2 separate regions of the Homo sapiens genome follow, and region 2 is linked to region 1. A link is an interaction called in ENCODE POLR2A ChIA-PET data of the cell type or tissue named here. Cell type or tissue: PC-9. All regions are shown on one strand. Links, peaks and the distances in the headings refer to the core of each region. The heading gives the core; the rest is flanking DNA.

The links. ChIA-PET counts read pairs that join two places held together with the same protein. Peaks named below come from ENCODE experiments on the same cell type or tissue, not always from the same donor. Only the 100,000 strongest peaks of a DNase experiment are listed, where the experiment ranks them.
Region 2: POLR2A ChIA-PET joins it to region 1 with 7 read pairs; 2 of 35 experiments call an interaction of 5 or more read pairs at or near these places.

Annotation. Positions count from the first base shown.
Region 1 is chr10:43,164,415-43,169,463 of GRCh38, reverse strand. It overlaps CSGALNACT2 (chondroitin sulfate N-acetylgalactosaminyltransferase 2), which reads right to left. Exons shown (of 8, transcript NM_018590.5): 6 at 2,366-2,460. Among named protein-coding and RNA genes, the nearest start is that of CSGALNACT2, 28 kb to the right of the region's middle. In PC-9, for the core only: no CTCF peak of the experiment used is centred there; DNase peaks (open chromatin) are centred at 2,393 and 2,703.
Region 2 is chr10:43,353,567-43,358,615 of GRCh38, reverse strand. No RefSeq gene overlaps it. Among named protein-coding and RNA genes, the nearest start is that of FXYD4, 16 kb to the left of the region's middle. RefSeq lists an enhancer at 2,366-3,073. In PC-9, for the core only: a CTCF peak has its summit at 2,677; DNase peaks (open chromatin) are centred at 2,465 and 4,395; H3K27ac peaks cover 2,858 bases.

The DNA.
Region 1 (5,049 bases), core at 513-4,512:
TTTTTAAAGCAACAAATCCTGTTTTATGAATTTAACATTTTCTCTAATCTCCTCAAAGATATATTTTAAAATTACTTTCTATCTGTATTCATATACTCATGTGTTAATTTTTCTGTGTATTAACACTTGGTGCCTCTTTCATAGTATTGTTTTTCCTCAAATGTTTGGTTAGTCTTGGTTAATTGCTACTCACTTTTGTTTCAAGTATTGTTCAGAAGTCCATGGCTGTTAGCTTTGATTACAATGGCCTATCTCCAGTCACAGTCAAGGAGATTAGAACAGGGTCTCAGGGGGAATGCGCTAACAGTAGTTCACTTTTGTAGTCTAGGGGCTCCCTAGCCACCCCGACCAGCCTCTCCAGCTCCAGGGACCACATGCACTGCCTTAGACTGAGGGTCAATCCCTGTGATGCCTGCTTCTCAGCACACCTAGAGAAGCATGTTTATTCCAGGCTCCCTCCATTCTGTCTGCTATGAGCTCAGAGGATGCAAAGCAGCCCCATCTTCACTCACTGTTCTCTTGAACACATTCTAGTCTGTTCTCTCCTCCAGAAATCTTACGCTAACTGCTATCGTCTTACAGAAAGTTCTCAAGACTTACGGCTGCTAACACCTTCTCTCATTTTCCAGTACTAATGTACCCTTTTCTTCAGAATAATTCACCGTCAGATATGGCAGACGTGGGTGCTCAGTTTGCCATTTTGAACCTATTTGTATTTATATTCATAATACTGGCCTATAGATAAGGTAGAGGCGTGTGTGTGTGTGTGTGTGTGTGTGTGTGTGTGTGTCTGTGTGTACTATGCCAAGTGTTGATATGAAGATAATGGTGGCCTCATAAAATATGTTAAGTACATCATATGGTGCTAATATTACCTGCTCTTTGAGAGTCTGGAAAAGCTTATAAATTAAAACATTGTATTTATATACCTACAGGGTAACTTTTTGATAACTGTTTTTTAAATGGCTCTTAATTTCTTCAGAGCTTCCACCTTTTTTTTGTTTTGTTTTTTTGAGATGGAGTCTCACTCTGTCACCCAGGCTGGAGTGCAGTGGCGTGATATTGGCTCATTGCAACCTCCGCCTCCCAGGTTCAAGTGATTCTTTTGCCTCAGCCTCCTGAGTAGGTGGGACTACAGGCTCGTGCCACCACGCCTGGCTAATTTTTTTATTTTTAATACAGACGGGGTTTCACCATATTGGCCATGCTGGTCTCGAACTCCTGACCTTGTGATCCACCCGTCTTGACCTCCCAAAGTGCTGGGATTACAGGCGTGAGCCACCATGCCCGGCCCACTTGCACCTCTTTTATTCATAAAATACTAACATGAACTTAGCCTGTGTTCATATTTTATAAATTCTCAAATCTTTCATTTATTTATAATTTAGAAAACTTACCCTATAAAATTGATTTATCTCAATGTTTTCATATTCTAATTTCCAATGTTTTCCTTTTTACCTGAAATCTGTCTACTTTATGATTAAATTTTTTGTACATAAACATAAGCTTCTATATTTCTCAATCTATTTTTGTTTTATTAACTTCTGCCTTTATTACTTTCCTTGAAGTTATTTTTCATTTTTTTAAACATCTTAAAGTGACTTCTTAATCATTTCTACTTTTTCTTAGTATTAATAATAAAAGATTATGTTAAAAGCAATTTGGTATTCTCGACTCGATTCTGAAACAGAAAAAGGACATTAGTAGAAAAACTGGTGTAATCCTAGTGTACTTAGCAGTAACTTACCAATATTAATTTCTTCACTTTGACAAATGTACCATGGTTACATAAGATGTTAGCATTAGAGGAAACTGGGTGAAGTATGGAACTCTTTGTACTATCTTTGCAACTTCTCTAAATCTAAATTATTATAAAATAATGTTTATTTAAAAATTTTAAAAAACTTACATAAAATTAGCTTTGGCAATAACTGTAAGTTTTGATATATGGCATTTATATTCTATGACTTTCCAGGTAATTTACCAGAGTATACTATTCCCTCTTATTTAGCAGAGTAGATTTAATTTCTAGTTAGTAGGGTTTTTAAAATCAAATTTTTAGTATTAGTAAAAATAAGCTGGTAGAAATGACTGTACAATTTCCACATTCTGGGACATGAGGTTTTCCTTTATGACCTAAACTCTGCTCCCCCTACACTTAATTCTGAAGCAATAAATGTGAAAAGCATCTTATTGGGGGTATAAAGAGGAACTATGGAAATGTGCTTACAATAACTATAGTTTTTCTTTAACACTTTGCTCATGGAAATACAGTTTTTTATTGAAACTTTGTTTTCTACTTACACAACAAACATCTAGAAAAGATCTTTAGAGTCTTTCATAACTGAAAATGTGAAAGTCTCACCAGCTGCTGCTCCACAGGTGGTGGCACTTCCTGGTTGGCATAAACAATGGCAGGATTGTAAAGACTGAACACCACAGGGTAAAACACCTTCTTACCTACAAATTAAAATATAGGTTTGTAACATAAAAAGAAGTTATGAAGAACTGTTCTTTATTGCAATATCTATTAAGTTTTATCAAAGTCTTATTATACATGATTTTATCTATTTTTTAATATTCAGGCTACAGAACATCATGTTAATTTGATGAATATGATGATTTTGTAACATATCAGTAGGTTAACTATAACCTTGCAAAAGAACAGAGGAAAAAACAAACTAAAGGGTGCTTCACGTTTATTCCCTTTGACTTTGGGGAGATGTGTATTCATTACGTGAGTCATTTATTACTCATTGTTTCATCTAATCAGTAGTAATAAACGTAGATTAACCTCTGATAATCACTATGAAACTTAGAAACGTCTGTTAAATCCACCTGTCAAAAATGAATCATTAGAAAGAGTAAATTCAAAGAATACTGTACAATGAATAGATATGCAGAGAATAATGAAAATATAGAATAAATCTGAACCAAAATCTGGAAAAGTCGGGAAGACAAGGGTTAAAATTACTTGATATAATAGCCCTTGGAGAAGACCTTGTCATCAGCATTCAAACTGACTGATCTAAAAGGACCATAAAGGCTAACTAGCCCATCTTCCCTCAGGAGACGCAACCCTTGCTATGGCTGGCTTCAATCAGATATGATCACATGAAGTGTTCAGTGATTGTCAGGAAGTGTGGGAGTAACATGGCAACCTTTTTATTACAAGATCCCTAGCAGATGCTCATTCTACCTTTGTTCAAATACATTTAGGGATGGGGAGTTCAATTTTCCAGAGGCAAATCTATTTCTGGATATAAAATATTTCTTTTAAACTAAGCAAATACGTCTCCTTCAACTTTCACATTTTGCATTTCATGCTGTAAAATAAACCTAACCTTCATTTATTCATTAGGTTCTCAAAGAGTTCCTGAAAACTATCTCTAACCTAATTAATAAGAAGGCAATCATTTGCATATGAATAGTTCTACATTAAAAAAACCCCATTTGCTATTAGATTCTTTAAAACATTTTTATTTTTATTTTTTAAGACGGAGTCTTGCTCTGTCACCCAGGCTGGCGATCTCAGCTCATTGCAACCTCCGTCTCCCAGGTTCAAGCAATTCTTCTGCCTCAGCCTCGCAAGTAGCTGGGATTACAGGAACAAGCCACCACGCCTGGCTAATTTTTAGTAGAGATGGGGTTTCACCATGTTGGCCAGGCTGGTATCGAACTCCCGACTGAGGTGATCCGCCTGCCTCGGCCTCCCAAAGTGCTGGGATTACAGGCATGAACCACCACGCCCAGCCTCTTTAATACTTTTAATTCTTTTAAATGAGCTAAAAAGCATTCAGCCACCATGCCTGGCCAAAAATTTTATTTTTAAAGACTAGGACTCACTATGTTGCCCAGGCTGGTCTTGAACTCCTGCACTCAAGTGCTCCTCCTGTCTCAGACTCCCAAGGTGCTGGGATTAAGGTGTGAGCTACTGTGCTCAGCAGCACCCCCCCACCCCAATGTTTTTCTAATTGACTAATAAAAATGGTGTACAACATTATGTTTTGCTACATTCATACACTACGAAATGACTAAATCAAGCTAATAAACATATATCATCACCTCACATAATTAACCTTTTTTTTTTTTGGTGGTAAGAACATTTTTTAATGCTACTACTGGCTTAGCAATTTGTAAGTATACAATACATTGTTATTAACTATAGTCACCATGTTTGTATAACAGATTTCCTCAACTTACTCATCCTGTTGAGATTCTTTAATACTTTTTTTTTTTGAGACAGAATGTCGCCCTGTCGCCCAGGCTGCAGTGCAGTGGCGCAATCTCAGCTCACTGCAAGCTCCGCCTCCTGGGCTCACGCCATTCTCCTGCCTCAGTCTCCTGAGGAGCTAGGACTACAGGCACCCACCACCACGACCGGATAATTTTTTTTGTATTTTTAGTAGAGACGGGGTTTCACTGTGTTAGCCAGGATGGTCTCCATCTCTTGACCTCGTGATCCGCCCGCCTCGGCCTCCCAAAGTGCTGGGATTACAGGCATGAGCCACCACCCCCAGCCTCTTTAATACTTTTAATTCTTTTAAATGAACTAAAAAGCATTTAAAATTTGATTTCAAAAAATGTCATCTTCTCATTAATTTTTTTTTTTTTTTTTGAGATGGAGTCTCACTCTGTCACCAGGCTGGAGTGCAGTGGCATGATCTTGGCTTACTGCAACCTTTGCCTCCCAGGTTCAAGCAATTCTTCTGCCTCAGCCACCCGAGTAGCTAGGACTACAGGCGTACGCCACCATGCCCAGCTAATTTTTGTATTTTTAGTAGAGACGGGATTTCACCATGTTGGCCAGGATGGTCTCAATCTCTTGACCTCATGATCCACCCGCCTAAGCCTCCCGAAGTACTGAGATTATAGGCGTGAGCCCCTGCACCTGGCTATCTCATTAATTTTCAAAAAATATCTACAACTTAAAGCAAAGTATAGTAAATCATCCCAAAATGCACAGTCTGGAGACCAAGCACTATCTGCATCTAGACTTCCATGTGAGTGTGTGTGCACACATGCATGGGGGTATTTTTGCATGTGTGG
Region 2 (5,049 bases), core at 435-4,434, 190 kb before region 1:
GGAGATCAGCGTGAACCCGGGAGGTGGAGCTTGCAGTAAGCCGAGATTGCGCCACTGCACTCCTCCTGGGCGACAGAAGGAGTCTCCGTCTCAAAAAAAAAAAAAAAAAAAAAGAAATATATAAAATCATCTTCAGGCTATGTGTATAAGGTATATATGAAACATAAATTATTTAGACGTGGGTCCCATTCCCAAGATATCTCATTATGTATATGCAAATATTCCAAAATCCAAAAAATTCCACAATCAGAAATATCTCTGGTCCCAAGCATTATTTTTTTTTTTTTGAAACAGAGTCTTGCTGTGTTGCCCAGGCTGGAGTACAGTGGCACGATCTCAGTTCAGTGTAAACTCTTCTTCCTAGGTTCAAGTGATTATCCTGCCTCAGCCTCCCTTATCTTGGAATTACAGGAGTCCACCACCACGCCTGGCTAATTTTTGTATTTTTAGTAGAGATGGGGTTTCACTGTGTTGGCCAGGCTGCTGGTCTTGAACTCCTGACCTCAAGTGCTCGGCCAGCCTTAGCCTCCCAAAGTGCTGGGATTACAGGCATGAACCACTGCGGTGGGCCCATTTTCTTTCTTTTTTTCTTTTTTGAGACGGAGTTTTGCTCAGTTGCCCAGGCTGGAGTGCAAGGGCGTTATCTCGGCTCACCGCAACCACAACCTCCGCCTCCCGGTTCAAGCGATTCTCCTGCCTCAGCCTCCCGAGTAGCTGGGACTACAGGCGCCCGCCACTGTGCCCGGCTAAGTTTTTGTATTTTTAGGAGAGACGGGGTTTCACCATGGTCTCGATCTCCTGACCTCGTGATCCACCCGTCTCGGCCTCCCAAAGTGCTGAGATTACAGGCGTGAGCCACCATGCCCGGCTAATTGTGTATTTTTAGTAGAGATGGGGTTTCTCCATGTTGGTCAGGCTGGTCTCGAACTCCTGACCTCAGGTGGATCTCCTGCCTCGGCCTCCCAAAATGCTGGAATTACAGGCATGAGCCACCGCACCTGGCCCCATTTTCTTTTTTTAATACAGAATCTCACTCTGTCACCCAGGCTGGAGTACAGTGGTGCAGTCTCAGCTCACTGCAACTTCTGCCTTTGGAACTCATCCTCCCACCTTAGTCTCCTGAGTAGCTGGGACTACAGGTATGTACCACCACGCCCAGCTAATTTTTTTTTTTTTTTTTTTTTTTGAGACGGAGTCTCGCTCTGTCGCCCAGGCTGGAGTGCAGTGGCACAATCTCGGCTCACTGCAACCTCCGCCTCCCAGGTTCACGCCATTCTCCTGCCTCAGCCTCCTGAGTAGCTGGGACTACAGGCACCTACCACCACGCCCGGCTGATTTTGTTTTTGTGTTGGGTTTCACTGTGTTAGCCTGGATGGTCTTGATGTCCTGATCTCGTGATCCGCCCGCCTCAGCCTCCCAGAGTGCTGGGATTACAGGCATGAGCCACCGCACCCAGCCAGCTAATTTTTTTTTGAGATGGAGTTTTGCTTAGTCGCCCAGGCTGGAGTGCAATGGTGCGATCTCGACTCACTGCAACCTCCACCTCCTGGGTTCAATCAGTTCTCCCACCTCAGCCTCCCGAGTAGCTGGGATTACTGGCGCCTGCCATCATGCCAGGCTAATTTGTATTTTTAGTAGAGAGGGGGTCTCACCATGTTGGCCAGGCTGGTCTTGAACTCCTGACCTCAGGTGATCCACTTTGGTCCTCGGCCTCCCAAAGTGCTGGGATTACAGGTGTAAGCCACTGTGCCCAGCCTAATTTTTGCATTTTTAGTAGAGATGGGGTTTCACCATGTTGAAACTGCCTAGGCAAAATTATGACTGAGACAGTGAAAGAGATCTAACTTAACCGACTACTTCTTGCTTCTAACTGCCAAGCTGCCTTTGTTCATTCCTGGATGTGGGCTGAACTAACTTTGGGAAAAACTTAGTTTGTAGTTTGTTTGTTTATTTATTTATTTATTGAGATGAAGTTTCGTTCTTTTGCCCAGGCTGGAGTTCAGTGGCAGGACCTAGGTGAGATCTCAGCTCACCACAACCTCTGCCTCCTGGGCTCAAGGGATTCTCCTGCCTTAACTTCCGGAGTAGATGGGATTACAGGCGCCCACCACCACACCCAGCTAATTTTTTTGTATTTTTAGTAGAGACGGGGGTTTCACCATGTTGGTCAGGCTGGTCTCAAACTCATGACCTCAGGTAATCCACCTGCCCCCTAAAGTGCTGGGAGGTGAGCCACCTCGCCAGGATTGCTTGCCGTTTATAGTTTAAACAAAGATGGTAACAGCCCTTTCTCAAAGCAGACTTCCTTCTTGCCTGGGGACTAGGCTAACATTAGCCACAGAATTAGAAATAATGGTTTAGGAGTCATGCAGCTGGAGGCTACAAGATTCTGACCCTCCCTAAACTGCTGCTAAGATCAGTGCTTGAGATATTTTACAGACCTGCACTTGTGGATCAGCTGGCACCACCCAGATCAATAAACTGGCTTGTCTGACATTGTGTTCCACACCCAGGAACTGACTCAGTGCTAGAAGACAGCTTCTACTCCCTATGATTTCATCTCTGACCAATCAGCACTCCTGGCTCACTGGCTCCCCCTCTACCCACCAAGTTATCCTTAAAAACTCTGATCCCCGAATGCTCAGGGAGACTGATTTGAGTAATGATAAAACTCCAGCCACCCACACAGCTGGCTTTGCATGAATTACTTTTTCTCTATTGCAGTTCCTTGTCTTGATGAATTGGCTCTGTCTACGCAGTGGGCAAGGTGAACCCCTTGGGCAGTTACAGTGTTGGCCCAGATTACTTGAGGTCAGGAGTGCAAGACCAGCCTAGCCAACAGGGTTTGTGTGTGACTATGCCCGGTTAATTTTGGTATTTTTAGTGGAGACTGGGCCACCTGCCTCAGCCTCCCAAAGTGCTGGGATTACAGGCATCAGCCACTGTGCCTGGCTCCTTTTTTTTTTTTTTTTTTTTTTTTTGAGAAGGAGTTTCGCTCTTGTTGCTGAGGCTGGAGTGCAGTGATGTGATCTCGGCTCACTGCAACCTCCGCCTCCTGGGTTTAAGCTATTCTCCTGCCTCAGCCTCCTGAGTAGCTGGGATGACAGGCATGTGCCACCACGCCTGGCTAATTTTGTATTTTTAGTAAAGACGGGATTTCTCCATATTTGTCAGGCTGGCCTTGAACTCCCGACCTCAGGTGATCCACCCGCCTTGGTCTCCCAAAGTGCTGGGATTACAGGAGTGAGCCACTGTGCCTGGCCCATTTAAAAATTCTTAGTTGGCTTTGTGATTCTCAAATAAGGCAACACTTCCTTTCATAAAATGGAATAAATGTTCCAGGGAACTGAGCAGAGGAGGTTGGTTTTATAGACCAAAATGGCTAAAGAAAGCAGAAACAAAAAAGAAAAAGTGAATTGGTCGTTTTAAGGTTGCTTTCCTCCTAAGGCAAGAATGAGACAGAACAATAGAAAAAAGAACTGATTGACTAACCTCGGGTCCCTTTTTGTTGTAAGGATTAAAGGCAGAGGGAACTTCATTATCATGCCACTGAAGCTGGCCTGTTTGGGAAGTTGGACTGTTATCTCTCTCCTGATGGAAGGCCAGAGGTGACTCTGTTTTGGAGTAATTGTATTAGAATGAAAATGCTTTGAAAGTTATGTTAGATAAAAATTATAGGAGACCCCTGTGTTTTTTTTTTGTTTGTTTCTTTTTCTTTTTCTTTTTTTTTTTTTGAGGCAGAGTTTCAAGTTTTGCTTTTGTTGCCCAGGCTGGAGTGCAACCTCTGCCTCCCGGGTTCAAGCGATTCTCCTGCCTCAGCCTCCTGAGTAGCTGGGATTACAGGCATGTGCCACCACGCCTGGCTAATTCTTTTTGTATTTTTAGTAGAAACGGTTTCTCCATGTTGGTCAGGCTGGTCTCGAACTCAGGTGATCCACCCAGGAGACCCTTGTTTAGGACTAAGCTGATCCTAGCAGGAGCTTAGTCCAAAACAAGGGTCTCCTATAATTTTTATTTATATAATTACTTGGTATTTATGGATTGACTCAATACACACAGCTCACTGCAGTTCCAGGGGCTGCAAAGGGACAGCGCAGAGCTCCTGCCTCCAATGGATGATATCACAGTGGGCTTAGAGTGGGAGGAAGAAATAGATGTGTTATCTTCCCAGTGTTGACTGACGGGTGTAGTGAAGATTCATAAAGCAGGCTGTGAGGCAGAGTGCTGGGGCAGAGAGACAGCTTTCTCAGAGGTCAGAGTCAGTCAGTGAGAGAAACAGGTTTTCTTTTTTTTTTTCTCAGTAATCCTTGATCACTGTTTCTGAAGAAACAGGTTTTAAATATTTATAAGCCATAGTCATAAATTTCTCTTTGCTATTTCCTCCAGTTAAACTGAGCCAATGAAGTAAAATACTTACCCAGATTTTAGATTAAGGCATAATTTATGAAAAGGGTTTCTTATCTCAAACCAGTGGTTCATTCCAATAAATGTCTCTCCACTGAACTCCTTTATCTAAATCTTTATAAAAATAAGTTAGTTATGATGAGATTAAGCATCTGATAAGGGGAATCACTTATTTACTTGGTAGGAGTAGAATAAAAGAATGTTTTTACTGGCACTGAATGTTAAAGTTGAAAGAATCCCACGACACTACGATTTGGAAAGGTCTTGGTTCTGTGTTTGTTGGCATAGAATGTGACCATGAATGTCAGTAGTTTGTAGAGGCTTGTCTGTTAAATAAGTTAAAGAAATTATTGAATTTGTGGCCACCTGAAACCTAGATTCAAATGCAATCAGAGCTCCACATGTATTTGTTGTCTCCACAGCAGTAGCTAATATAAAATACCAACCATTTGTTATTTGGCCTCCCCAGTAAACAAAGGGAGCTGGTAGTGTGCTCTCCTATGATCAGACTACAAAAGAGAAGGAGAAGTGACTCAGAGCAATGTTTACCAAACCAGAAAGAACTATTGAAGAAGTCGAAATTTAGTAAACAATGGGGAAAAAAATCCAATCATGTTTTTAAAAATAGAGCACCAGGTTTTTTCT